Regions from separate parts of the Mus musculus genome. Here region 1 is linked to region 2. The links are chromatin loops, found by intact Hi-C in ENCODE. Cell type or tissue: heart. All regions are shown on one strand. Each heading gives the region's core, and the rest is flanking DNA. Links, peaks and the distances in the headings are about the cores only. Region 1 holds the start of Mapkapk2 (MAP kinase-activated protein kinase 2). Region 2 holds the start of Pfkfb2 (6-phosphofructo-2-kinase/fructose-2,6-biphosphatase 2).

Region 1 (11,234 bases), core at 1,479-9,478, 380 kb after region 2:
CTAGCAGTTAGAGAAAGAGGATACACCTAGGCGATACCTCTGCCACTGCAGTGAGAAAGTAAAAGGCCTTCTGTCCTTGGTGTCCTTCTTAGGTGGCTAAGCTACGAGGCCCTGGCCCAACTCAGCAAGGAGGTACTCAGAAGGCCAGGGCCCAGTTACTCCTGGAAGTCAACAGAATGAGGTCATACTTCAGGATGTGGTAACATGAGGCCACACACTGTGGGGTGGAGAGTGTAACTTAGGAATAGGGCAAGAAGACAAAGATGCAGCAAACTCAGTCCCAGGCCAGACAGGATAGACACTGAGGGCAGATTCATACCCACTGGCAAGAGCTAAGAAGCAGGCAAGCATAGCAGAAGGCCTAACCATCTAAAAGCTTGCTTGCCTTCCTCTGCCTGGCCCTCTCCTGCCTGGGGAATGGCAAGGCAGCCCCTTGTAGCCTTTGTCCAAGTGAATCAAGATACCTGGAGAAGCCACCTCTTACCTCGCCCTCAGGACTGAGATTTGCCCCACTACCCACCAAGCTCAGGCTGGAAAGGGAAAGGGCACAGAGGAGGGCACAGGTTAAAAATGAGATCAACAGTTCAGTGTGTGGCAAGAAGACCTGGGGCAGATACCAGGGCCTGGGTATGAAGAGAGAAGTGCAGCGTAGCCAGTTTATTTTTAGACACTGAGACAGAGGTTGCGTATCAGTCCTGGGCCCGAGGCAGGAGGCCAGGCTGTAAATGGTCAGTGTGGTCTGGAAGGCTCCTAATAACACAGATAGTCAAAATGCCATCAAAGGGACCAACTCAGTCACCTGCCCTGAAGCAGATGGAGGGCAAGAAGCTCCGAGAGAAGAAGCAGGGGTCAGCAGAGGCATGAGCCAGGAAGAGTCCTCTGGACTCCCTCTCCTTCCCGGGGATAAAAGATAGGTTACCTTTGCTTCCGTCAGAAAGACTCACCTAGGAGCTAAACAAGGCAGGATCAACAGCAGAGCTCTCTCCTGTCTGCCGAGGCAGACGCTTACACAGATGCCCAGAACTGCTACTTGCAGCCACCACTCTCACCTCCCAGAGGGGTCCAAATTGGCACTAGTCAGGAGATGCCTGAAGCCATCCCTCAAGAATAAGATGCCCTTTCCTGTGACCCTTCTGGAGAGCTCAGGTTCCCAGTGATATAAACATGTAGCTTTTCTGATCTTAAAGGGGAACATCGCATACAAATAGAGGTTGACCTTGAGCTAAGGCTCAGGCTCCACCACCTCCCAGCTGGCATACGGAGATGTTTACTGGACCACAGAATAAAGTCTCCAAGAATATGACAATGCCAGAGGCCAAGCCCAACCTCATGATCCCTTTTCCTCTGCCCTCCTCCTCCAAACCAATCAGGACAGCCCAGCACACAGGATCCCATATCCATGCTGAGCCACAGGAAGGAGAAGGCAGTCTCCTCCAGACGTGCCCTCTCCACTTGCTTCCTTAATGGCCAGCGCTCTCTGAAGACCAGTGGAGCAACACAGAAATCCTACCATCCTCATCAACTCTGGGAATCAGTCCCCATTTACAGGCTCAGAACAACCCCTTGCCCATTACAGAGACTGTGGCTGAGTGAAGGATGTCGAATGCCAAGACAAACACTACCCAGCAGTAACGTCATGGCTACAATTCAGCCATACTTACCCCCCAAGTCAGGTGCCCCAATGCAGGACACAGCCTTAAAAACTGATCGCAGTGGCCTACCAAAGTCCCAATGGCTTCAAATGACAGAGTCTGGGGAAGGAAAACAAGGGATCCCCATCTCCACTCTGTACCCCACTCCACTGGGATTCTTTAATTTCAAGGCAAGAGCTGACATTGCCTGTCCTCTTGGCTGAGCCGCAAGCTGGAATACTTCCTAAGCTTTTACGTGAGAGAGATCAGCTGGTCAGTAAAGATTATCAGCTGGCTGGACGCATTACACCTATCAGAGGGCATCCACACTGGCCCAGGTACTGCTAACCATTCAACACAAAGCAAGTCAGCAAGTGTCTCTCCTGACCTTGGAGTCTGGGCTCCTGCAGAGTCTCTTCTACTACTGCACACTGCCAGGGCTTGCCTAGTGACAGCTAGAGCCCAACTCTCTGTCAAAGCCACACAATCAGTTAGTAGGGCATCAAACCTAGACTATTGAATAGTCTACTGTTGATTTTTGTTGCTGTTACTGTTTAGTTTTGATTTTTTTTTTACTTTTTTATCTAGCACATAACCCCTAAAAACAGGCCCATCTCTATTTATATTTGAACTTATGTATGAACTTATATAACTCAAAATATAAAATCTTAGTGTTAAAGATCCTAAGGGGTATCAGTCCTAGTGATTAGAGAAGACACTTCAGTCTTACTGGTGAACAGTATCTAGCTGTTCTGACATGACCCTCTTTCCCTACCACTGCCCCCATTTACAAGGAGGGATGTGGGAAAAGCGTTTTGTGAGAAGACCCGGGAGCTGAGTTTGAGGCTGACAGGTCTTCAATACCAGCATCACTTCCTGCTGGCAACCAAACACCCTAAGAAACCTACACCAAGAGCAGGTTCCACAGCATCTGGCTCCATTGCCCACAAGCAAGAAAGATGTTGGGGCACACCACAGAGCCTTTCTGCAAGAGCCTAGCCTCTTCCTCAATGGGATGGAGGAGGTGACAAGATGACCAAGGAGTGTCCATTATTACTCAACTATCAAGAGCTGTTGCAGTCCCTACAAATAACTCTCCTCTGCCCACTCACCTCCATCCAAGGCAGAGAACCACACAAAAGATGGCGGAAGGGGGGCACTGAGACCTCACCATGACCTTGGGAGGGTGTGAAACAGAGAAGAGGCAGGACAGTGAACACTCTACCACAAAACCAACCAGGGAGAGCAATGGTTCCAAGCAAAGCAGGTCTGCTCTGGCACCTCAAAACTACCTAGACCTAGGTGCTGAGACCTGCCATGCCCTCTGGCACAGACCCCTCCCATCCCTAGCTCCCGGAGAGAACAGGAGGTTGACTCCACCTCCAGCCCCAGGATTTGGTTCCTGTTCCCACTCTCACTCCTGCTCCACTGATTACACCCCCAACTCCTGTCTCTCTAACCGTGAATGCCTTCATCCTCCTTGGGAAAGGAACACTTTGTTTCCCAGACCCCCACACACACCAAGATGTGGCCCTGAGGCCTCATGAGGGTTTTTCTCCTTACTGCCTCACTTTTAGACACCCAACCATAACTACTTTAACTACAGAGTTTTCAGATTCCATGAAAGTCCAAAATTCACAAATGAAAAAAGGGCCATTGGAACATTAACTAACCTACTTCTTTCTAATCCTGCATCGAGCGAGACCCAGAGTCCTGCTTCAGTAGAGAGGCTAAGTCCACACCAGGATGACGTGCCTGCAGACATATCCCAAAAGATAGCTATATTCTCTGAAGGCCTTTCTGTCTAAGTCTACAAACCCCAACTTCAATGCCTACCTACCTCCCCAAAACAAAACACTTTAAAGCTGATTTGACCCCAAGACAAGTCAGTTTGGTCCTGAGCTTCTAGCCCCACTGCTTCTGGCCTACTTGGTCTCCTGCTCTTCCCCTCAGCTCTAGCCACAGCTAATTTCAAGACTTCTGGCAGACCCATTCATTCCTCAGAGGCCCAACAAGTTCCCACTGCCACCAGCCAAGGCTTGCCCTGGCAGCAGCAATCCTCCCTCGCGGATGTCCGTCTTTCAGAATCCCTCTATTCCTGGTCACACAATTTAGCCCCCAGTCCAGCAATGACTAGTAGTCTTTCCTGCGAGATCCAACAATCTTCTGAATGTTCAAACTGAGGCTGGCAACTGCGTTTTCCATTTGGTTTTATGCCTGCACGCTGGCTACTTTTATACAAATAGCTATATGCAAAGAATGCCTGCCATATTTGACACTGCTGCCCTAGACAACATTTACTGATCTTGCCTTCTCCAAATAGATTTCTTGACCCCAAACATTTTATAGGGCATTAATGCCTCGAGCCTCACAAACCTATGGTAAATGCCCCACAAGCTGTCAGCTCCCTGGAGCCAAACTGGATGGCGTGATCACGAGACTTTCCTTACCTCATGTTTCCACCCAGCAAATGTCAAACTGCGACTGTCCCCTGCCAGCCATGCTATCGGGCCATCTCTCCAGTGAGGACGCAGAATGAGGGCATTATGGGGGGGGGGGGATAATAGGCAGTGAGAGGGGGCTGGTGTTGCCCTTCAACAATGTCCAGGACAACGGTGAGAGGTTCTGATCTCTCCATCATGTTACCAAAAGCAGCTACGTCACTGTGGCACTTCAACGACCCAGAGAAACACTGGAGAAAGGGAAGAAACTACAGGACCTTGCTTCCCCTAGTCTACGCAATGGAAAGGTAAACAGAGATAAGTTATGACAACATCCCGGATTTTGTAAAGCAATAACATGCTTCACCTAATCAGCACTGAACAGCAGAGTGGGACATACAAGCTTTAATTAAATTTGCTCAGCTAATACCTAAGCGTCACCATGACACAGTAAGGCAGGATGCAGCCGTGTAACCCACGTGGAAGACAGAGAGATGGACTGAGACTGGGTGTCCCTACCAAAGAAATGACAGAATCCCCGAAGAGTAATAAATAGGATGACTATCACAAACTCCCTAACGGGGGACAGGGGGGCTTGTTATACATCCAAAACTCAAGGACCTGCTGGCTTAAAAGCTTCCTCTCCAACTTTAGCAATGTAGCTGAAAGGTGGTATATACCATACCCACCACTGTCCTCAGGCCAACAAATGGGGCCAATAGGTCAGACTGAAACAGCAACTGGATACTTGCCTGTCAATACCACTGTAGTTAGAGGCAAAGAGGGGCCTGAGACTAAGAACCGGGTTCAGTTCCCGCCTCGGTCAAGTGATGGCATGAATTACCACTTGCCTTGGGCAAGTTGTTCCTTCCTTCTGGGCCTTGGTTTCTCATCAACTAAATGAATGTGTTGAATGGTGATGATCTCTCAACTGGCTTCTAACTGACTGGAAGTGTGTGCGTGACTCAGAGGCTGGCAAGCAGGAATGAGAAAGCAGGGTGACAGCATCTACCAGAGCATCTAAACATCTGCTTTCCCAAGAAGATAAAGGAAAGCAACAGGACCAGCTGGCTCCTTTATTTATTTATCCTTATTTTATATGTATGGGTGTTTTGCTTGTGTGTGTGTGTGTGTGTGTGTGTGTGTGTGTGGACAGATAGGGTGTCAGAGCCCCTGGAACTAGAACCACAGGTAGGTGTTACCCACCTGAGTCTTCTGCAAAAGAGCTCTGGTTTCACTTAATAGAACAAAGAGCAAAGCCTATGAGCAGCCTTCACTCCCCATTCTTCCTCAGGGCTACAAGACAGCCTTCTAAAACCCCACAGTGCCCACACTGGGCACTAGGCATGGGGTCGATACACTCTATAGAGCACAGGTCTCTGCTTAGCACCCAAAGAGATGGATCATCAACCCAGCCTGTTCCACTGTATCCTCCCCTCCCATGCTGCCCATAAAAAAGGGGGGGGGCTCCTTGTGTTGAAATCATTTCACTACTCAGCATCTAAAGTTTTTAAAGTGTAAAATGTAGGAATCTCAGGCGGTTAAGAGCACTAACTGCTCTTCTGAAGGTCCTGAGTTCAAATCCCAGCAACCACATGGTGGCTTACAACCATGTGTAATGAGATCTGACGCCCTCTTCTGGTGTGTCTGAAGACAGCTACAGTGTACTTACATGATAAATAAATCTTTAAACAACAACAACAACAAAAGACATAGGAATCTCGGTAGTGCATGTCACTGAAACAGGATTTCTTTTAACCAGATTCCCTCGTGGCTGGATTATGTCTCAGCCAATATTTGGGTATGCAAATGCTGTTGACACGGCTGCCACTCTCCAAACATCTTGGCTCTCCATTCTTCCTCTACTACTAAATCTCAACACAAAGATGTACTCAAAATCTGCAATTTGCCAGCTGAGTCAGCCTTAGCTCCAGGAGCAGGAGCAGGCTGCTTTCGTCAAAACAGACTGAGAGTCCCGTAGTCACCCACTTCTGACTAGAGAAGGGGAAGCACGAAGACTGCTTAATACTCGGCTAGGCTCCTTCCTTTCAAAACTATTCAAAGGAGAAAAGTACACGAACTTCTGTCAACTATACCAGCAATCTGAATTGACAGCCAAGAGCACTTCAGAGGACCGTGTGTGTATTCAAACAGAATAGGAAGGGGTGAAGCGGGGGGTTTTGTTGCGAAGTCTTTATACTGTGTTCCAACTATGCAGGAGAGTGAACAGCTAGTAGCCCCAGTCTGCTGGTGGGTAAAGGCAGATGGCATCGCAGAGGAGAGAGGAATCTTTCCGGGAAAGAACATCTGTACTTCCTCAACAATACAGTTAACTGTGGTCAAACTGTTCCCTTGCCTCCAGTCCCCAAGGTCAGAGCCACCGTTCAACCCAACCAACTCCTTTCCTCGCTTAGCTAACTCCCCAAGAGCTTATAGTTTGTTTGCTTGTTTTTTAAATGTGATGCAGAAGATGAAAACAGCAAAACATCATAAAAACTAAACTTATTTTCCCCCTACAAAGTACCAGGTTTCGGTCCCGTTGACCGTGTATGACAACGGCCTCACGCATAACTCAATCTATCTGTACTCTAGAATAGCTGAAACAAAGCAAGTTGTGTGGGCTGAAGGGGAAGAGCAAAATATAACACAGGAAGTACTTTGCTCCTCCAATCATTGAGACACCCCAGGAGAAAGAAACCTGACAAGTGACCTTTAGAGATATGGTGTAACCTGAAACCCTTGAGAGAAGAAAACTTTGCAGTGACCCTGAATGACAGCCTTCCCTGCTTCACTTGGACCTTTTGAAATCCCCATTCTCCACTACCACCGACAGAAGCAGAGACGGGTAGACCCACAGAGATTAAGAGTGGGTTTCCCAAATGCAGGAATAGTATTTCCTGCCTTTGAGTCTCCGGCTACCAGGGACCAGTGTACCAGCACTAGGCCAAGCCTGGCTTACAGACAAGGTTTCCTACGGTGGAGGGAGCAATGGAAACAGCCCGGCGCAAGCCTAAGGGGCAGCGCAGGCCAGGCGCTGGCGGTTCCAGACGATCGCGGGGCACGGAGGCGGGGTCCCCAGTCTCCAGTGCCGCGCCGCTCCGCGCCGACGCGCCCCACCGCTGCGCGCCGACCTCGCGAGGCCGAGGAGAGCGAAGTCACATTCCGGCTCCCAAATAAGGAGTAGGGTTAAGGAAACCTCAGAGAGCGAACTTCTCCAAACCGACCGACCAACCAGCTCAATGAGTAAAGGGCCTTTTGTGCCCGCAGAAAGGAAGGAGGGAGGGAGGACGAGGCCACCGTGTCCTCGGCGCCGGGTAAAGCGAGCAGAGGCCGTCCGGGTCCCAAGAGTGGCCACCAGGCTGGATCCCACTCACACCCCAACATGGCAGTCCCCGTGAGTCCTCTCGGGTGCCGGCCACTCGCGGGGTGACCGGAAGCTGCACCGGATCTCAGCGCGATCCCGGGCGGCCCAGACTTACCTTTAGGGCGAATTTTTGCTGGGTTCTCTTGTCGAAGATCCGCAGCACCTTCCCGTTGATGCCCAGGCCAAGCACTTGGCTGGTGACCTTGTAGTCGTCGGTGATGGCGTTCTTTCGGATCTGCAGGCCCGACTTGACGTGGAACTGGGGGAACGGCGGCGGCGGCTGGGCCGGGGCTGGCGGTGGAGGGCTGGGGAAAGGCGCCGGCGGAGTCTGGCCCGGAGAGCCCGACAGCATGGTGCCCGGCGACTCGCGCGCAGAGGCAGGGGCCGCGGCCGCCCCCTCCTCCGGCTCGGGCCCGGGTCCCCGCCACGCCCCGCCCGGCGGCGAAGTTTGCTCCGGGCTGGAGCCGGCTGCCCCGCCCCGGCCCGGCTCCAGGCTCGGCTGGTCGCGGGGCCCCGTGGGTCCCGCTGTGCGCCGCGGGCGCCCACCAGCCCTGCTCCCTCCCCCCGGAGACGTGCGCTCCGGGGAACGCGGGACGGCAGGGCCCGGCCGGAGGAATCGCCGCGCCGAGAAGTACCAGCCCGGGGGCGGCGGCCGCGTCACAGGCTGCTCGGCGTCCTGGGCTAGTCCTTAAAGGGGAGGATCGAGGGTGGGGCTTGACTGGGAGGCGTGGACATGGGGGAGGGGTGGGCCTTAAAGGGGAGGAAGTCCAGTGGCGGGAGAGCTTAGGGACTGCGAGCAAGCGGGCTTGTGGAGGGCATCGAGACATCCTAGTTCTTAACCCGGGCCGGGCAGAGGGGAAAGGGAGGAGGGCAAAAGAAAAGCTGCTGGATAGTTCAAACAAAACCCTCACTCCTCCAGCTGCTTGGATCTAGAAGACAGGTCATCGGAGAATTGGAGGAGATGTATTTTGAAAGAAACGGATAATTGATAAGAATCTTTCTACGTGGACTCTGTGGGTGGGGGGTGAGGGGTACCCGAGCAGAGCGAGAATCCGGGGGCCAGGACTGGGGGAATAAGAGAGACTATTCATCCTAGGATCAGGTGTCAGGCAATAGTAACAATTTCCTTAACATACTTGTGAGTTTTACTTTTTTTTTCTCTCATGGACTTACTGGTTTTCACTGAGAAGAATGTACTACTGTGATACCACGAACAATTTAATTATTATGAATTCGAACATATTTTTATATAAACCCAAAATGACCCAAGATGGAATGGGGCACTCTAGCCACCTGTTATCCCGGCTATATGCAGGAGACTGAAGCAGGAGGATAACAAGTCACAGGGCCAGCCTGAACAACAAAGACAGACTCTGTCTTAAAATACCCACAAACTTCATGTCTCTCTGGGAGGTACACTTATACATTTGTGTTCTTAATTCATTGCGATTATAGAGCAAGGGGAAGGGCTGGGAAATGGTTCTAGAGTTGGGGAAATGGTCCCTGCGGCCATAGCCAATAAGTAGTCCTGAAGCAACCTAGTTCTAGTACAAATCTCTGGGCCTAACTGGCCTGTAGCACTGCTGAGATCCACAAGGGTTTGACTGTTACAGCAGTTAAGAAATGAGACAAAGGAACAAGATAGATACAAAGCTCTGGTTTACTTACTAATACAGACAAATTAAAGATGAGACCTGACCCATGGTCACACAAAGTCTTTAATATGTCCCAACAAAACTCTGGAGACGAGACAGTGCCCTGAGAAAAGGGCGTTGGAGACATAGCCCAGGATGGCAAGACTCATTTGCTGTTCCCTGTTTAGATTTCCGGAAGATACTTGTTCCAAGGAAGACAGAGATGAACAGGTGGAGGACTGTAGGCCCCCTCTTGAGATCCAACTCACTATGGATCAAGGAGACAAGCGCTTTTTCAGTGCTCAATACTTCTCGCTCATCCCTGTGGTGATAATTCTAACTGGGGGGGGGGGGGGGGGGAGGGGGATAGATGCAGTAGTTGGGTTAGCAGTGTGGCAGATACAGACCTGGGAATAGAAGGCACATTGGCTCTCCTCAGTCTGCAGCTGGGTAGATTCCTTCCACACTGAAGACAAAGCTACACAACGCCCTGTTTCAAAGGCACTGCTTGAGGCTGTGGAGATGCAGGGACAGAGAAAGGAAGGAATCTGGGGATGAGGAGGTGGAAGGTCTCATTGGCTCCTGTGGAAAGAGGTTCCCACCCTGACTGCCTCAGTTCTGTATTGCCCCCATGTACCCACAGAAGGTCTTTGGGACCTCTTGTTGGCATTTAGCCATCACCTCTTTCTTTCCAGAGGCTGGAAAGAGAATGAGCTATTCAGAGGCAGCAAGGCACCATGCAAAACTACAAACTAGAAATGAACAGAATCCGATTGTCCTAAGAAGGTGTGAGAGGGGCTAGAGAGATGGCTCAGCAGTTAAGAGTACTGACTGCTCTTCCAGAGGTCCTGAGTTCAATTCCCAGCAATCACATGGTGGCTCACAACCATCTGTAATGAGATCTGACACTCTCTTCCGGTGTGTATGAAGACAGCTACAGTGTACTTACATATAACAATAAATAAATCAATATGAAGAGGGGGGAAGGAGGGAGGAGGAGGAGAAGCAAGAGGAGGAGGAGGAGAAGGAGAAGAAGGTGTGAGAGGTATACAAACCTTAGAAATAAAAATTTTCAATTCCCTGAGCAGCATACTGGGCTCCTCAGAAGGAAGGAGCCACTGACAATGGGCCTTTAGTCAATGATGACCCTGAACTAGGGAGGAGAGCTCCAGAGCTGAGACAGTCTCCTGGACACCTGGCCAGAGGAGATAACAGGGCCAGAGCTGAGCTGGTCTCTGGAATTCAAGGTCTCACCAAATATATTGAAACTAACATAGTGGCCAATCAAAAGTGTACTAATGGTACTGCTTTGCCCCTCCCAATCATATTAGAGGCCATTAGAGGTTAGCTAATCCTTCTGGAAAATTCTCCAAGCCCTGCATAAAAGGGGGCCTGCAAGCCCCTCAGGTCCTCACTATTTTGATGAATTGTCGACCTCTGCATGCTGGTAATTTCTGCCTCTGCATACTATTTGAGTTTGGGGGTCTTCCTTCAGCAATTCTTGGACACTAACAGGTGCCTTACTCTTAGGGAGAATGAGAAAAAGCCTAACATTTCTATTTACAACTGGGGAGAAATTAAATGTGATGGCATCCATGAGAACTCTTCATAAAGCATACAGCACCAATTCTCACGAAAAATAATACAACACCATTCCTCAAGCATTGCCTTGTTCTGTTCCCATTGCCTAGTGACCTGTTCCTGACGCTGAGCAGCCTTCCTATGTAAGGGGAATTCTGGGAAGATGCCTAAACCTGAGGTCTTAGGAATAATGGATCACAGAAGTCCAGTGGGGTGTCTCTCCTGGAGTTACAGAGGTCAGATGGAGCTAGAGAGCACACAGGACAGCCAGAACACATAACACACACACACACACACACACACACACACACTCACTCACTCACACACACACACAAAGTACGTTCATGTGAGCACAGCTCCAAAGGACAAGGCATGGAACAGTATAAATGAATAATCAATGGATAGCTGGACTGTAGGATGAACCACAGGAAAAGACATCACAAGAGACCCAGAACCTTCCATTCTAACACTGGCTAGCCATGTGACCTTACCAAAGTCCCTTGCCCCCTCAGTTCCTTCTTTCCTGTCTAAAAAATAGTAAAGATGACATCTGTTCTGCCCACATTGTAGAGATATTATAAGG
Region 2 (11,234 bases), core at 1,270-9,269:
AACAGGGCACCTTTTCCACACAATGCAAACAGGGTGAGGCTGGGTTTATCAATTTAGAAGATACCTGCCCTGAGTGAGGTTCTTAAAAAAAAAAAAAGACACAGCAGCAAAACAGAAAAGGCGCCAGTGGATCCGCTCTCCTTAGTAAGAGGGATGAGAACAAGGTGTCTATAGGAATCAAACTGCCAAGTCTCTGTGCAGAGCGGAGAAAACCAAACCGTATTCTCCTAAGGATCTCACAATCTCATGGGCGAGCCATGACATAAGAAAAACTGAGTACAGAAATGACAACTCAGAGTCCTTTACTTGGGTAGAAAAAGCAGTTTTAAAGAGACTAGACTAGACAAAAAAATAAAAAAAATAAAAAAAATAAAACAAACAAACAAACAAACAACCAGCAGAGTCCGGAGCAGGGATGAGAGTAGATTATGCTGCAATTGAAAGCCCTCCAAGAGCTGTGAAAGGATTAGGAAAGCAGGCAGGAGTGGCTAGCTGAGAACAAGGCAGAGCTAGAAGCGCTGACGATATGAACTGGCTTTCTGAAATCCACTCTTAACCTTCTTTGCTGTCTTTTAGACTACATAGCTAGTACCTGAGCACACTCCTTTTAAGAGGGAGACACCAGATCAGAATAACTGGTCAGAACACTGAAAAGATGACTCTTCACAGGACTCTTAAATTAGGAGATGCTAATAGCATTTAAATGGTAAGTCTGTTTATATGTAATGTTTCAAACGTAAATACAAAGAGTCACTTGTGAAAAATGACAGCAGCTATGTCCAACATTCATGTCAGCACTTGTCTATATATACTTATTTGTTTCTTACATCATTCCTGGGAGAACGATTTACTCTGTTATGAAGTCTAGAGTGTCTCCACTTGATAATGCAGTGAGCTAGGTTAAGAGTAAGAGTGACACCTGTAATCCTAGCACTCTGGGTCTAAGGCGAGAAAATGACGAGTTAATGCCCATCTGGGTTACAGAGTGAGACACTGTCAAAGGAAAGAAGGGAAGGAGAGGAGAAGGTAAAAGGGCAGAGAAAGGACGCTTGCTTCCTTACAGGGTAAACTGAGGAAGAGAGAGGTTAAGCAAATTGCTCAAGGGCTAGCTAGGAAACAGCAAAACCACCATTCAAACCCGGGAAGTCAGACCAAAGGGACTATAATTAAGCATCATGCTGTAAGTTTACTTACGAGACAGTCTGCCTTAGGTGGCAGCTTCTTGCCCTGGCAAGAAAAGGAGACCCTAACCACAGAGATGTGCCAAGCTCAGTATTCTAACTGCATCAATCCAGCATATGCCTCATGGACGCCAGATAAAAGAGCATGAAATAACAAGAAAGTGCATGACACCATAATGCAGCTCTGAGATAACTGACCAGTCAGATCTCACACTAACCACCTCCTTCTACCTACGCATACACATAAGCACTTCTCCATAAAGGGAGAACTGACCAGGGGGGTTCCAGAAAGAAGAGTGCTAGAAGGCTCCTGAGGTTTCCAGAAACCTTCCAGAGGACCAAGTCCCCAGACTTCTAGGGAAGTGTACAGCCTTGCTTAGGAATGTAGAGTCCAGGGAACAAGAAATGATGCTTGAGTCCCCTGCCACCATTTCTGCCATCTCTGTATATTAAAATGCTTGTGTGAAAGAATCTGCAAAACCCCAAAGCTAACCCTGCAAGAACTTCAAGCACCCGACACTGAGTCACATGTCAGAGCTCATTCCCCTCGGGGCAGGGAGGAACAGGACAAGGGCTGGCTCTCACCTGCATCTTGGGTTAGTTTTTTAAGACAGGTCTCAAGTAACCCAGGCTTACTCTGAACTAAGTATGTGTGGTTGTGCACACCCTTGAACCCCTCATCCTCTGCCTCCACCTCACCAGGGCTTAAATTATGGGTGGGGACCACCATGCCCGGCTTCTGCCTTCAATATATGCAATGAGTGTTGCCTTCCAAGAACACAGTCCAAGAGATAAAAGGAACTGAGAGTGACAGCCCCAGGTTACTTGCGTACCTTGACACTTGGCCATCCTATGTATAAAATAACTTGCTCTAGCTCCCACATACCCCTAATGAAAGCATCAAGAAGCCCCAAGGATACTAAGCCTACTAGTTTGAGACAGGGAACTGCTCACTGTGGACTCTGTCTTAAGTCCTATGCCATGTGTCTCACACATCTGTACTCAAGAGGTTATAAGAGGAAACTTGCATGATGAGTCAGAGGGCAGCCTGGGTTACACTGCAAGTCCCCAGCAAGTCAGGGTTCTGTGCTAAGATCCAAACGCAAAATAAATAAAACATAAACTGCCATGCAAAGAATTACTCCCCACCCCCACAGAGAAAAAGAGTCTAGGATACAAATACATTTCTGGGACAAAAACCCCACGAGGGATCCGCAGCCAGTCACTCTTTACCAGAACTCACAGCATGTCTTCCCTGCCCTTCGCAGATTTGAGGCGTGGGGTTTATAGCTGCTGTTGCAGTCTTCTGGGGAAAATGTACTATTCTCAGACATGGTAGTTCTTCAGGAGGCACCTGGGAAAGGAGAGATAATAAAATAGAAGGAAGGGAAGGAAGGTATCCCTAAAAATGGTGCAGAGAATTAGTGTGACAAAGGGAAGAAGCCCCTACCAAGATCCAGGTCCAGCCTCTTGCTCCTACTTCACAAACACTTGTTCTTGGGTGTCACAAACCTGACTCCTCACGTATACAGCTGCACCCCAACTTTGCAGTTCTTTGCTGACTTGGTTCACACTCATACATCTCAAACCCAGCAAGCCTTCCAGTAATCTTAATAAAGCAGATTTTCCTAGCATGATTACTTCGTCTTATTTTACAGAATTGACAAATGAAGATAACCAAAGTACCTTGTTCAAGTTTCTTGCCCTCACATTCTAAGTTTAAGAATACAGACAGAACAGAGGTGGGAATCAGAAGCGCTGGAGATGCGGAGAGATGAAGTGCACTTGATCAAGAAAGCAACCCCAATCCAAAGGAAAAACTCAGTCTCGGCGGGGGGGCGGGGGGGGGGAGAAGGAGGGAGGGAAGGAGAGGGAGAGAGGGAAGGAGAGAGAGAGGGAAGGAGAAAAAGGAGAGGGGAAGAGGGAAGGAGAGGGAGGGGAAGAGGGGGACAGGGAGAGAAGGGAGAGAATGAGAATGAATTTGGAAACTGGTGAGAGGGACGGACGGGGTGAAAGCACACTCTAGGAAGGAAGAACTGTAGTGGAGCTGTGATAGCCCTAGCATGTTACATTCTCTGACGTTCTCCACCCTCCCTGCCCTTTCCTATCCATACCCTAGGGCGCAGCGGAAGTAAATGACTTATGGAATGTTACCTGCAAAATAAGCCTTGCGTCCTGATATCAACTAGGGTGAGAGGGACTGGGACTCACTACTCAAACCCCGATGCCAAGGAGCTCAAGACAAAAGATTCTATTTAAAAAAAGGAAAAAAAGAAAAGAAAAGAAAAAAGAAAACCCGTGCACGGCTCCTGGCCTGACAGAGCCAATTCTCCAGTCCTCACTCCGCAGCTGCGGCTCAGTGTCCCTGAAGGGCTGCACGCCCAGGAGCGTCACCCGGAGCTACACTTCCCGAAAGCACGAAGCACTGTCGCTCTGCACCATCCCCGCGCCCGCGCAGCACCCCAGCCCCGCGTCCAGACTGCTCAATTACCGCTCACCCTATGACCTGTCCTATTCGTCCTCCCTGCTGTAGACCCAGTGTCGCCACCGGAGCACCGGGTACCAAAGCTGGCAGACAGACTGAAGTAGTCCGGGCTCCGGGGGTTGGGGCGAGTCACGTGGGGCGCTTGGCCCCGCCCACGCTGGCGTCAGCCCTCACCTGGAGGCACGCTGGACCAATGAAGCACCTGCAGGGCAGGGGGCGGGCTCCTGGGGTCTGGGAGGACCTGTGACAGCCTAAGGCTGTCAGCTCGCAAAGCAGCCGGCCCAGGGGAGCTTGGTGGCATTGTTGCCTGGAAACAAATGGAGCTGGAGGCGGGGTGAATTAAAAGCCTTCCCTTCCCCCCCCCCCTTCCCTTATTCTCGCGAGACCTGTTTGGCTGACATCTTGCGTGGGAGTGACTGGTGAAAAGTGAGGCTTAACGCCTTCGTTCCTGAATCTCCAGCTAGACTAGGTTCTGGGAGGTTGAGGTCGGCTTGTAAAGATGCCTTGCTGGCTACCAGAAGGCAAGAGCTAACTAACTACAACTTCTGGTCAGCATCCTTGGAGCCTATGGATCCGGGAGCCTCCCATTCACCAGACAGGTGACTCCAAAGCATGTTCCTTGATTTCCCCCTCCATCCCTGGACCCAGGCTACATTATCTGTGGTCATCTGGAAGAGCCAAGGAGGAGGAGAAGTGCACCCGCTCCTGGTGTGAGGGTACAGAGGGACAGATTCGCTGTAACTGATTCACAGTAGAGGCTGTTGCAGTGGGGTTTATATCTCCCAGAACTACTTTTCAAAGTCACTCCCCCTGCACACCATTGGTACCTGACAATGCTTGACAGTCCAGAGTGGGGAGGGGGACTTGTTTGCTGCTTTGGCTAAACGGTGGGGGAGGGACCCTAGAACTGTTTTCACTCCTTCCTTCTTGACCCGAGAGTCAAGTCATCTTCCACACAATCCAAATATGCGTTTCACACCCCCGCGGCGAGTTCCAGCGTGCTACGAACTGTCATTATTCGGCGTTTACTGCACACCTTTAGAACTATGGTCAAGGCAGTCTCGGGCTCCCGGGCTACAGAGTTGGAAACTGGCTAGCTATCTGGTCAGGTCTCCTCTCTGCCCGTCTGTCTTCTGTCTCTCGGCCACCGCGAGGACTGCGTTGCCATGATGAAGTGTCTTCCTACTGGGATACGAGGAATCGGACTGGAATCCTGATGACCAAGAGTGAGTCCTCTTGAGCCCTGCCACCAACCGCGGGAGTGAGGCGATCGCCCCAGGCACGGCTGCTGACCTCATACAGTCTTTCTGAGGTGGCAGATGGACGCTTTCAAGTTCGTCTCACGGGACTCCCCGCTCGTCCCGTCCACTTGGCCTCAATGAATCAGTTCGGCGCAGCCACGAACCCCGCCAGCGGCGTGACTGTTTGGTGGGTCCTTCTGACCTCTCTTGGCATTTGTTTACCTTCCCGACGATGAGTCGGCTCTGCCTGGTGTTTGGGAGGCTGCTTTCATCATTGGCGACCTCCCTGCAAGGTGACATTCTGCTCTGCTAGACTCGGGAACTCCTTCCCCGCCCTCCTCCCTGGAGCATAAATGCTGCCGACGCGAAGCTCGCCTCACCGGAGCGCTCGGGAGAGCCGGCCGACCCCCAACCCTCACCCGCGGCCGCCCTTGCCACTTTAAGAGCCCGCGCCGTTTTTGGAAGGACCGAGGCCGAGTCCCCCCCACCCCCCACCGAGGTGTCGCGAGAAGCGCCCCAGCGGCCACCTCTCGCGATGTTTGGAGGCGCCAAAGGCGGCCATTTTGGGGTCCCCCCCGCTGGTTACTCCGGCGCTGTCCCCCAGTCTGAGGCTGGGACCAAGGCTGGCCCCGCAGGAGGCCGGCCGGCCGACACTATGTGGCGGGTCCGCTGCAAGGCCAAGGGTGGCACCCACCTTTTGCAGGGTCTTTCCAGCCGGACCCGCTTACGGGAGCTGCAGGGCCAAATCGCCGCTATCACCGGCATCGCTCCCGGCAGTCAGCGAATCCTCGTTGGCTACCCGCCCGAGTGCCTGGATCTCAGCGACCGGGACATCACTCTTGGGGACCTGCCCATCCAGTCAGGTACGGGCACCGGCCGGGGCCGGGGAAGTCTTGGAGGACGTGGAGGGGAGAAGAGTGAAGCTAGTAAGGCAGAGTGCCGATGTGACAGCTAGGGGCTTCGAGGACCAGAACTCCGGGAAGGCCGGGGCAGGTGTCAAGTCCTTTACTTGTGATTTAGAGACAAGGCTGGAGTCTTGAAGTCCCCTGTTCCCCAAGCCTGCTTCCAGGTCATTTGTTTCCTCTGCTTTCCCAAAGGACAGCAGGACCCTTGTTCCCTGACGGGATGGTTCTTTTTCCCTATCCCGATCAGCAGGTCAGCGGTTGAGATACCAATTTTTCGTTTTCCCTGTGTGTTAATTTCTTTTTATCTTGTGTCTCATATATATATATATATATATATATATATATATATATATATATATATATATATATATACATACATACATACATACATACACACACACACACACACACACACACACTTGGACGTTGTGTTTATTGCTGTAGAATTAACCAACAGCAGTTACTTGTTCCCAGGTTTAGAACTTGAACGTCAGTGTTGACCATTCAAAGCTTTTTCCATTTTGTGGCAAGGCCCCTCGAATCGAGCTGTCAGATGGTATAGGCATGCGAAGTGCAAAGAACACCCCAGTGACCTACCTAGTCTGTGGAGAACATCTGAAAGATTTGGTTTTTAAGTTGAAATGCAGCGCGGAGCATTTTGTTCTGTTTGCCTCTTTCTGAAGACACTGAACTAAACACAAACAAACTTAGAGAGTTACTGGCCTCTTGTTTACAAAGTTGTGTTCTCCTTGGTAACCCGCTTTATACTTTTAACTCCTTTGCTTTCTAATTTTCTGAGTTGGCTAATAAACACCCAATCTATAATTTCTCTGCAGTTCTGGATTTGTTTTATTTTTGACAGGTGACATGCTGATTGTTGAAGAAGACCAAACCAGACCAAAAGCTTCACCTGCGTTTTCAAAATATGGTGCTCCTAGTTATGTCAGGGAAGCTCTGCCTGTGCTTACCAGAACCGCAGTCCCAGCAGACAACTCTTGCCTCTTTACCAGTGTGTACTATGTCGTGGAAGGAGGAGTCTTGAATCCAGCTTGTGCCCCTGAGATGAGACGCCTCATAGCACAAATTGTAGCAAGTGATCCAGTCTTGTATAGTGAGGCGATACTGGGAAAGACAAACGAAGACTACTGTGATTGGATCAGAAGGGATGATACGTGGGGGGGGGCAATCGAGATCTCAATCCTGTCTAAGTTTTACCAATGTGAAATATGTGTAGTAGATACACAGACAGTCAGAATTGATCGTTTTGGGGAAGATGCAGGATATACCAAAAGAGTTCTGCTTATCTACGATGGCATTCACTACGATCCGCTTCAGCGTAACTTCCCTGATCCAGATACCCCTCCTCTGACCATTTTCTCCTCAAATGATGATATTGTTCTTGTACAAGCACTGGAATTAGCTGATGAAGCTAGAAGAAAGAGACAGTTCACTGATGTAAACCGCTTCACCCTGAGATGCATGATCTGTCAGAAGGGCCTAACCGGACAAGCAGAAGCAAGGGACCATGCCAGGGAGACAGGCCATACCAACTTTGGAGAGGTGTGATCTATTCATAAGAGTGGGAGCCTACTACCTCACAGATCCAGAAGGCTCTGGGTTTTCCAATAAGCTATTCATAACCCTACAGAATAGAACACAATGCTTGGACCATCCTTTTATCCTAAACTAGTATGACTGACACTGAAATTCCTTGTTAAGATTAAAATCAGTGTGCAAGTTTACAGATGTGTGTCTACACTAGTGGCATGCCCTCTTTCTACTGGGGGTCGGAATAAGGTGGTTTTGGCCACTTGGGATGCTAACCCGAAGACTGGATTATATTATAAACCAGCACCTAGTGGCTTTAGCTTATAGAAGAAAACATCATATTTTAGGTAATGTGGAAAGCCTTGTGGAGGGCCACTGGACATATACCACAATGTCTCCAGTAGTTGATTCCTTTTAATAACTTTGAATGAGTTAGTAGTTTCTAAATTCTGAATTGATCCATCAAATGAAGATACTCAGAATTGTCAAAACTTTTTATATTGCAATTTGGTAGACTTTATAAGTGTATCTAACTACTTACAAGTATATTGAAAGCAATTTTACGGGGAGAAGTATGTCCCTTGAGAATGTTATCTAAAACAGGGATTAATATGGCCCTGTTGCGATTTCTAGTGTATAAAAGTAGAATGTATAAGGGGAAAAGGTGCCTGAAGCAGCTTCCTGAAGCTTTAAAAGACTGTTGGCCTCTTGTTTTAATGCAATTCATGTATTGTTATTTGTCACATTAGGTAATTTTTTTTTTCAGTGAAGCAGGGTATGCCTTTTTAATTGCTAATTTAGTTTAAAATTCAAGAAGTATCTTGAAAATTTGAGTGTTTAGTTCTTTTGTTTTTTTTTTTTTTACATACATATAAATTTTTCTGAAGGGATTTGATTTCCTCAGCTCTTCAGCTCAAAGCACTTCTTACTAACAAGTCTTCCTCTAAAGTGTCAATGGAATGCTTTGGTTTCCTGAAACTCTTTTCCGTAGAGAACAGTATTCATAGATCCACTATGATCTTTTGGATATTTCACAGTTCTGCAAGTTAGTACTTTGTTCATCTGTGATCTTTGACTTTCAGTTTTTAAATAATTGATTTGGTTTGTTTCACTTAGAAAATATACAAAGTTTTAAAATCCTTGCCTTATACAGCTCTCTCAGAATATTGCTACCTAGTGTTAGGTATGTAGCCATTTGCTTGATGGATTGATCCTCAAGGCACTTGCTCTCAAAACTTAGCTTCACTATAGAATCTTCCAGGTAAAGTTTTCTACCTCTTAATTCTTCTAAAGATCAGGGATGCTAAGTTATAATTTGTTGTATATCTGTCATACAGTGTATAGAGGCATAATGTTGTGAAGTTTTGTTATCTTGATCTCATTTATTAAATATCTCAGAGAACCATTTACACCAATGTGCTTTAAAGCACTTAACATCTTTCCATGATTCTTCTTAGCAAATGTTTTAAAATCAAAGTCAACCCTTAGCCTTTTACATGGTAATGGTGACCATGTCAAATTAAGGAATATTAAAGTGAACAATTTAGAAAGTTCCTTTAAGGACAATTGAACAATTCACAAAGTATGCTTCAATCATCCAATGAGATTCTCTTTTGTGTTGAGACAAAGTCTCCCTGTGTGTTTCTTGTCGGCCTGGAATTTGTTATATAGACCAGGCTCCTCCAACTCAAAGTGATCCTTCTGCCTCTGCCTTCTGAGTGTTGAGATTACAAGTAGGGGCCACCGTACCTGGCCAGATGACTTTTCTTGAATGCCCTTTGTGCACATAGCCAGTCAGGCAATGGCATTATTATAGTCATATAAGTTGAAAATGTTTTTCTTTTTTGAACTGAGCCTTAAAGATAGTTCTAGTGAGCTTAGGATGCCGGACACTTGGAGGTCATGACATGTAATGACTGTCACAAAAGTCTCTTCAGACCTGTCCTCTGGGTTAGATTTTTTAAATCTCTTTTGTTTTCTCTGTAAAATATTTAATTTAAAGCTGTACATTAAAACTGTAAAATTGGGTTATGCACCGTATTTATAGAGCTTACCTTTACCACTTGAGCATCCAAATTCAATATTTCTAAAAATTTGGATCCAAGTTTGTTCATGCAACAAGTATTTATTGAATAACTTATAATGTGTCAGGCATGTTCTATTTTTTGAAAATAAATTCCTGTCACTTTAAAATTGAGTCTATATAATGTACAGAGGATTTGTTTAGTAAACGTAAAGAAATAGAATGAGCACTGGTATCTTAAAAATCAAGTCTTTGTTCTAAGTGTTATTTGTATGTCTTGTTTAGTATTTATTTAGGGGATTGTTTCTTATTCTATTTTTATCTTTTGCTTGGTTTGTCAGGTAGACACTTGATAGTAAAATGGCTTTCAAAAAGACATTTTAATCATTTGCTGATATGAGAACTGGTTTGAGAGTAGTGTTTTTGTTGTGAAACATTCCAGGTGAAGCATTATATGCAAATTATTTAATTATTAATTTCTGTTCATTCCAAATACAAGCTGTTAAGCCTCATAGAATTTAAAAGATTTGTTTCATATTTTTTCCTGTATTTATTAAGCTCTTGAAATTGTGAGGAAACTCATTTTTAGAATTTTGAAAAAAAAATCTGTGAATTTAGTTGCAGCAACGCTAAAAAAAAAAAAAAAAACACCAAAAACAAAAAGAAAACCTATGTCCTAATGAAACCCATTCTGTCCAGTTTTTGCCTGTCCTACAATAATTATTTTTAATTAAAATGAGTCAATTTACATTAGTGGTAGAATAAAAATTATGCTTTGACCCCATTTCCCCAGTACCCCCCACTCTTTTAGATTAAAGATTCGGTGTGTTTTTATAAAGATACCCTAGTCACAGCAGTAGTCCAAATTAATGTCCCTGGGAATTTTGTGATATGACACCACATGAAGGCATCTAGATGCTACCACATCTTTTGCTAGCGATTCATGGTTGATTTCTTAAAGCTCTCCATGAATGAAGTCATAGGCAAGGGGTTACTGGCCAACCTAACCTTGTTGTTAGGAACTGATACCATTAATACCATTTGAATACTCTATTGAGTTCAAGTCCCAGAAAAATCAGAATCCCAAATTAACATTATTTCCCTGCCCGGGTGTGCGCCTAACTGCTCCTGCCTAACTTACTTGTCTAACTTACTTGTCTGCCTAGCTTCTTCCCTTCAAGCTGCCCTAGGTGAATTTTCTATCTTTGTGGAAAAATTACAGTAGGATGTATATGAAATTAAGCAGCAATGATCCATACACACACACACACACGTTATATATTTAAAAATCAGGTGGCCTTCTGAAATTTACATATTAAAATTTACATTTTTCATGTGTTGGAACATCATTTGCAGCATTTTTTTCTTTTTTTCTTTTCCTTTTTTTTTTTTTTTTTTTTTTTTTTTTTTTGAGACAGGGTTTCTCTGTGTAGCTCTGGCTGTCCTGGAACTCTGTAGACCAGGCTGGCCTCGAACTCAGAAATCTGCCTGCCTCTGCCTCCTGAGTGCTAGGATTAAAGGCGTGTGCCACCACGTCTGGCTCATTTGCAGCACTTTAAAAATTAGAGAATAAAAGTTTACATAGCTCTCTAGAAGACCTCGAGGGCAGTAATGATACAACCCCAAGCCAGCTGCTAGCCAGCAGCTCTCATACGCTATTGCCATCAGTATTTATGTATCTTATGATACAGTCTAATTTCACTCACTGTTAGGACCAGGGTCTATGTCCTAACGTAAGGAATAATACTTCTGTAATGTGATTGTTCTGTAATGTGATCTCTAAAGAGTCGATTCATCAAACCTTTCATTCATTTTAAGCAAACTTATTTTGGAAGAAATTGATTTTTGAGT

The links. Hi-C counts contacts between places; a loop is a spot of excess contacts. Peaks named below come from ENCODE experiments on the same cell type or tissue, not always from the same donor. Only the 100,000 strongest peaks of a DNase experiment are listed, where the experiment ranks them.
Region 1: it touches region 2 in a loop (3-fold over the local background); 1 of 42 quality-filtered maps calls a loop at or near these places.

Annotation. Positions count from the first base shown.
Region 1 is chr1:131,089,738-131,100,971 of GRCm38, forward strand. It overlaps Mapkapk2 (MAP kinase-activated protein kinase 2), which reads right to left and starts at 8,106. Exons shown (of 10, transcript NM_008551.2): 1 at 7,552-8,106. The coding sequence starts at 7,788. In heart, for the core only: a CTCF peak has its summit at 5,745 (motif pointing left); DNase peaks (open chromatin) are centred at 1,914, 6,005, 7,254 and 8,124; H3K4me3 peaks cover 3,329 bases; H3K27ac peaks cover 4,205 bases.
Region 2 is chr1:130,712,042-130,723,275 of GRCm38, forward strand. Pfkfb2 (6-phosphofructo-2-kinase/fructose-2,6-biphosphatase 2) reads right to left here and starts at 3,780. Exons shown (of 15, transcript NM_008825.4): 1 at 3,680-3,780; 2 at 2,425-2,535. The coding sequence starts at 2,515. Yod1 (YOD1 deubiquitinase) reads left to right here and starts at 5,286. Exons shown (of 2, transcript NM_178691.4): 1 at 5,286-5,770; 2 at 6,675-10,032. The coding sequence starts at 5,443. The coding sequence ends at 7,378. In heart, for the core only: a CTCF peak has its summit at 5,838; DNase peaks (open chromatin) are centred at 3,850 and 5,450; H3K4me3 peaks cover 3,961 bases; H3K27ac peaks cover 2,957 bases; H3K27me3 peaks cover 489 bases.